Regions from separate parts of the Homo sapiens genome. Here region 1 is linked to region 2. The links are chromatin loops, found by intact Hi-C in ENCODE. Cell type or tissue: A673. All regions are shown on one strand. Links, peaks and the distances in the headings refer to the core of each region. The heading gives the core; the rest is flanking DNA.

Region 1 (2,916 bases), core at 182-2,681, 270 kb after region 2:
AACATCTGTAAATCTATCACAGTGTATACAACCTATATAGACTGCTTTATAATCATCTTTCACCCAACAATATAAGTGAATATGATGACCCTTTTTCCGTGGTGATAGTTGTAATTTTAAATCATTTCATACTATTCTCTTATGTGGATACAGCATCATTTATATGGCTAATCCCTCACTGTTGCATACTTAAGGGTGTTTCTTTTTTAAATTTCTTGTTTGTGTATTTAATTTTTCCTGTCATAGACAAGCTGTGATAAATATCTTAAAACTATGTCTCTGAAAACATACTCAATTACTTCCTCAGGAAAAACTTATTTGAGTGAAATTGCTGGTGCCTTCTTGATTCTTCTGTTTTTCTGATGTCAGATGAAGATCCAGTTCTTTGAAGTGAAACTAGCATTTAGTTATCAGCTCAGGCCACTTTCTACCTCTGACTTGCCTTTCACCTCAGTTTCATCCTCTTGGAATTTCCCCTGAACACATACACAAATACACACACACACACACACACACACACACACACACACACACACATACACACACACCCCAAGGCTTGGATAGAGGAGTTAAAACAGATGAGAGCTCCACATTCTCTAAACTCTCTGTTGTTAACATCTTCTTTGAGGCTCTTCCTGTAGTTCAGAGCTCTGTGTCCTACTGCTAACCCCAGATGCAAAACAGATGCGAAACGGGTCCTGTGCTTTATTCCTTTTAGAAGATTTCCCCATACCCCTTCCATGTGCCTAGTAATTCTCTGGGGGCCGCTCTTCCTTTCTGAAAGGAGGTACATGGGGACTTCTGGGGCCCTACTGTAGAGCTTTGACTCCCATTGTCACTTAGGCCCTCTCCACACCCTGAGTAGCATGTGACTATTTTAAGAAAATTCCTTAAGGCCTTCAAAGAGTAATAGGATAGTTTTCTGGGAAGCTTGTTAAAATTCTTGAATATGTTCAAGGGATTTACATTTTCAAAGAGAGAATGTTTTGTTTGATGTTGAGGAAAGATTTTTTTTTTTTTGGTCCCTGGGAATTTAAATAATTTGCTTGACTTTCTAGTGGAAAGACCGCAGTGTTCTTAGATTCTGAATGTGGCATTTGTTAGAATCCTCCATGATTGATTGCAGGGAAAATGTGTGTAAATGATTTTGCAATACATTTTTAAACCAAGGGTCATCTGTAAGTTGTCAGCCTAAAAAAGTGGCATCTTGCTTGCATAAGTAAATTTTATTTCTTGGAAGGAGACAGTTGCTTAAAATGAGAAATATCAGTTTTAAATGATCATTAATGATGACCCCATGGATACCTTCCAGAAGAAATGGAATCAGTCTACCCCCTTGTGGATAGCTCAGAAAGTTCCTCATTTTCCTCACTAAAAGTTACATGTGAGAGTTCTGAGGGAACCACAGGCTATATGAGTTTCCTTCTCATCTAAAAGTAATAGGAAGTACATTTTATATAAAATTTGTGTTAAAGTAACTAGACATATCTTTGTAATAGCTAATTGGCCTTGTGACTGGTATTTTTAAATAACACAGTAAAAATAAATAAAAGGGGTGATGTTATACATTCATTATATGTAATATATATTATGTAGTGGTTCCTGTCTCACGTGCTCAGAGCAATGGGCAACTTCATCAGGTAAATCACTCTTCATGTCCCTGCCCAGAGCTCATAAACTGACAGGTGTAAGGTATATAAAGAGGTTGCAGGCAAGAAGCTTTGGGGCTCAGACCGAAGAGGTGATAAATAAAAATCACCATGATTTTGGGGGAGATTACTAGAGTCCAAGTGCTATTCTTTTTCTTTATGACTATTCTCTAAATTAATTCCTATAACAAACCTCTGCTGTTACTGTTCCAATTTGATATGGTTTGGCTGTGTCTCCACCCAAATATCATCTTGAATTCCCACATGTTATGGGAGGGACTTGGTGGAAGGTAGTTGACTCATGGGGGCCAAGTCTTTCCCATGCTGTTCTCATGATAGTGAATAAGTCTCACAAGATCTGATGGTTTTAAAAAGAGGCATTCCCCTGCACAAGCTCTCTCATTTTTTGCCTGCCGCCACCCACTTAGGATGTGACTTGTTCCTCCTTGCCTTCTGCCATGATTGTGAAGATTCCCCAGCCACACAGACCTGTAAGTCCAATTAAACCTCTTTCTTTTATAAATTGCTCAGTCTTGGGTATGTCTTAATCAGCACCATGAAAACGAACTAATACAGATTTTGGTACTAGTAGAGTGGAGTGCTGCTGAAAAGATACCTGAAAATGTGGAAGCAACTTTGGAACTGGGTAACAGGCAGAGGTTGGAGTAGTTTGGAGAGCTCAGAAGAAGACAGGAAAATGTGGGAAAGTTTGAAACTTCCTAGAGACTTGTTGAATGGCCTTAACCAAAATGCTGATAATGATATGGACAAGAAATCCAGGCTGAGGTGGTCTTAGATGGAGATGAGGAACTTGTTGGGTACTGGAGCAAAGGTGACATGTGCCTAGAAGGTGAGTATCATTATCTCTGGTTTACAGAGGAGGAAACTGAGGTTCAGAGGGGACCAGTTCAATAAGTGGGGAACAGAGCTGGGACATAAACTGAGATCTTCCGGCCCCAACCAGGGCTCTTTCCAGTATGCCACAGGGCCTGCTGTGGAGTTTCACTCATGTCCATGTGAAGAGACCACAAAACAGGCTTTGTGTGAGCAACAAGGCTGTTTATTTCACCTGGGTGCAGGTGGGCTGAGTCCGAAAAGAGAGTCAGTGAAGGGAGATAGGGGTGGGGCCATTTTATAGGATTTGGGTAGGTAATGGAAAATTACAGTCAAAGGGGGTTGTTCTCTGGCTGGTAGGGGTGGGGGTCATAAGGTGCTCAATGGGGGAGATTTTGAGCCAGAAGGAATTTCACAAGGCAGTGTCATCAGT
Region 2 (2,916 bases), core at 274-2,773:
CAAGGACAGCAGCATGGGGCTGGGGTGTTGCTGTGGGGAAGACAGCCCTGAGAGAGAGGACTGGGAGCTGGAGAAGCAGATAAGCAGCAATTGGAGCATAGCTGATGGACAACCTTTGGATACACAGAAAGGGATGGCTAGAGGGAGGAAATTTAGTTTTTGAGATTTTTAAAATTTTTACATCAAAATATGCTCTGAATGTTTTAGTTCTCTTCAATGATTGAGCCTTCCAAAATGAAAAGCTTTGTTTTATTTTTATATCCCATTTTGAAAAGGTAACATATTCACATAGTTCACTTTTTTTTTTTTTTTTCAAAATAAAAAGTAGAGAGGAAAGTCTCTCTCACACTCCTCCCCACAGGTAACTGCTGTAATGGTGTCCTGTGTATCCTTCCAGAGAGTCTTGATGCGAGTACAAGCACACATGAATCTATATTCCAGCCACCCCACTCTGTTCCCAGCACTGTCTGCTGCCTTGCTTTGTGAAGGTATCCTTAAGGCCAGCAGCTCCCATTCTCCCCAGCAGTTTCTCACTTTTAACAGTTTTCTCCCTGTCCTGTGATATTTCACAAAACGAACCCAAGCCATGACAATAAATATTTCATACCTTTCGTGCATGACATGTTTCACATATGCTTTACAAACGTGCGTTTTCATTCGGAATCGAATGTTGAGGGAAATATGTCTTTTCCACATGGCCACTACCATAATATAAAAAGCATTTTCCTCCTCCCTCTGCCCCAGGGGGGATCTATATCATGAAAATGGAAAAGTGATGAGAAAATGAGCAATCCTGCCTACAGAGCTCTCTCCAAGTAGTTTTCCAGAAGCTCCCTGGGACTGCATCACCTCATGAGCCATAAATCACCAACTGGGCCTGGGCAACTTGTCACCCAGTGGTTCACTTAGTGACTTTGGCTGTTTCTTTTTGTTGGCCATTTACCTGAAGGGTGTCTGCTGTGTACGTGTTGGGAACCTACCTCAGAACCTGTCATTGGTGTTTGGCCTTTAGCTGTCTGCCTGCAATTGGCTGGCCATGGCATGGGATGGGCACATACTTTCCTATGGGCCCATCTGCAGTAAGAAGTGGCTTGTAGAGCTGCAGAGGTTCTAACTGAGGCTCAGGGCCATCGTGGCTCAGCCATTTGCAGGTAAGTTCTACTGCTGATGGGATTGCCACAGACCATGGAATGCCTCCAACACCTTTAAATCAAGCCTGGGGGCTCTCAGCTCAACCTTGGCAAGCCTTAATGTGTCTTCAGTGTAAGCCATGATCTGGTCCTCCTGGAAACAGGGAACCCTGGCACGAATGCTAGGGCCAGTGCTTGATAAATGCCACCCTTAATCTGCCTTCCTTTCCCCCCCATCCCCTACCCACTCCTGCTCGCCAACCCCAACACACCCAAATGTTGTTGGCAAGTATGACTTGGAGAACCAGATTTTTCCCTAGTCTCTTCTCTCAGATAACTTTCTAAAACCTCCCAGGCCCTACTCTAAGAAGGTATGTCATTATGAGTGCTAGGGGGCACTGTTGGGCAACTTTTGTGCACAGGAAATTGCCTGCTTGTGTGTTTTCAGAGGACGCGACGCTCGGTGGGGACAGCTGTCCCCACCCTCAGGCAGCTCTCAGGGACTCGGCATAGTTGCTCCCCCTGCAGGGCTAGAGCTACCTCCATGTCACCTCTTCAAGGCTGAAGGCTCTTGGAGGAATTAACTCTGCCCACCTCAGCTCAGGTGGAGAGCTGCCCTGCGAGATGTGAGTAGGGCTGCCTTTCCCTCCTCCCTTTCTCAGTCTTTAATTGACAACTGCTTGGCCTGGATGATTTTTTAGATAGGAGCTGAGGTGCCCCCCACCCCCGCCTTCCAACAACAGCACCCAGGAAAATCAAGGACACAACTTTTTATTCAATTCTGGTATTTGTTCTCATTGTTGGAATGATGAATGTCACAACTCTATTATTTGTTGGAAGTGTTTGTTGCAGACGTGCAGCTGCATCGGAATTCAACTGAATTCTGATGTTTTCACTTGGGAGAATCGAATTCCCCCATGGATCCTGCAGGGAAAGTGGTCCTAATGTTCAGGACAGGCACCCCAATCAAGCTAGGAGCCACCTGGATTTGGTGCCTTCTGCCTCAGTGGGTCCCTGTCCGCAAAGAAGAAACTAGCAGCTACTATGGGCCACACAGTGTGGTATTGTATACATTTTGTCCAAGTTGTCAACATTTTAAAATTGGAAGCCTGGAAATAAAACCCTCAATTTTTGCAGCTTCAGCTGAAAAGTCAGGAGATGAGGCTGGCCTGGGCTCGGGTTCCTGCAGGGCACTCGTCTGCTGGTGCAGACGCTTGGCGCTCCATCCCAGTTTGCCTCAGTTCCCCCAGTCCTGTTTCGTATATATTTATTTTATGTTCTAGGCTCCTGTAAGCCTTTGAGTTTGCAATCCTTTTGTGAGGTGTGGTAAACCCTAGTTAGCCAAAATGTAATTTTTTCCTTAGGACATGAGCCCCCGCAGAACCAAATAACAGAAATCACCATGAAGGAGCCAAAGTCTACACGTGAGTTGGGGCATGGGGCAGATAGCCTGGGTGGCTGGTGTTAGTTCCAGACAGACTGGAGTGCTCAGGGTCTCTCTATTGGGGCAAATCTCTCTGCTCCATCTTCATGTGGCCTTCTTCTCCGAGTGTGAAATCTCCCACCACCTTCCTGTGATGAGGATACTGTCGTTGTATTTAGGGTCAATCCAGATAATCTAGGGAAATCTCCCCATCTCAAGATCCTTAATTTGATCCCATCTTTTGCCACATGAGGTGACAGTCACAGGTTCCAGGGTTTAGGAAGTGGGTGTGTCTTTGGGGCCACTACTAAGCCTATCACGTTTGGCAAGCCTTCCTTCAGGAAGCTTGCATTCTAGAGACAG

Evidence for each region. Hi-C counts contacts between places; a loop is a spot of excess contacts. Peaks named below come from ENCODE experiments on the same cell type or tissue, not always from the same donor. Only the 100,000 strongest peaks of a DNase experiment are listed, where the experiment ranks them.
Region 1: it touches region 2 in a loop (10-fold over the local background); 8 of 110 quality-filtered maps call a loop at or near these places.

Annotation. Positions count from the first base shown.
Region 1 is chr5:135,728,348-135,731,263 of GRCh38, forward strand. It overlaps a transcript of SLC25A48 not described here. Among named protein-coding and RNA genes, the nearest start is that of MIR5692C1, 73 kb to the right of the region's middle. In A673, for the core only: a CTCF peak has its summit at 1,336 (motif pointing left); no DNase peak of the experiment used is centred there; H3K27ac peaks cover 495 bases.
Region 2 is chr5:135,460,884-135,463,799 of GRCh38, forward strand. No RefSeq gene overlaps it. Among named protein-coding and RNA genes, the nearest start is that of TIFAB, 10 kb to the left of the region's middle. In A673, for the core only: CTCF peaks have their summits at 1,543 and 1,742; a DNase peak (open chromatin) is centred at 1,568; H3K27me3 peaks cover 1,173 bases.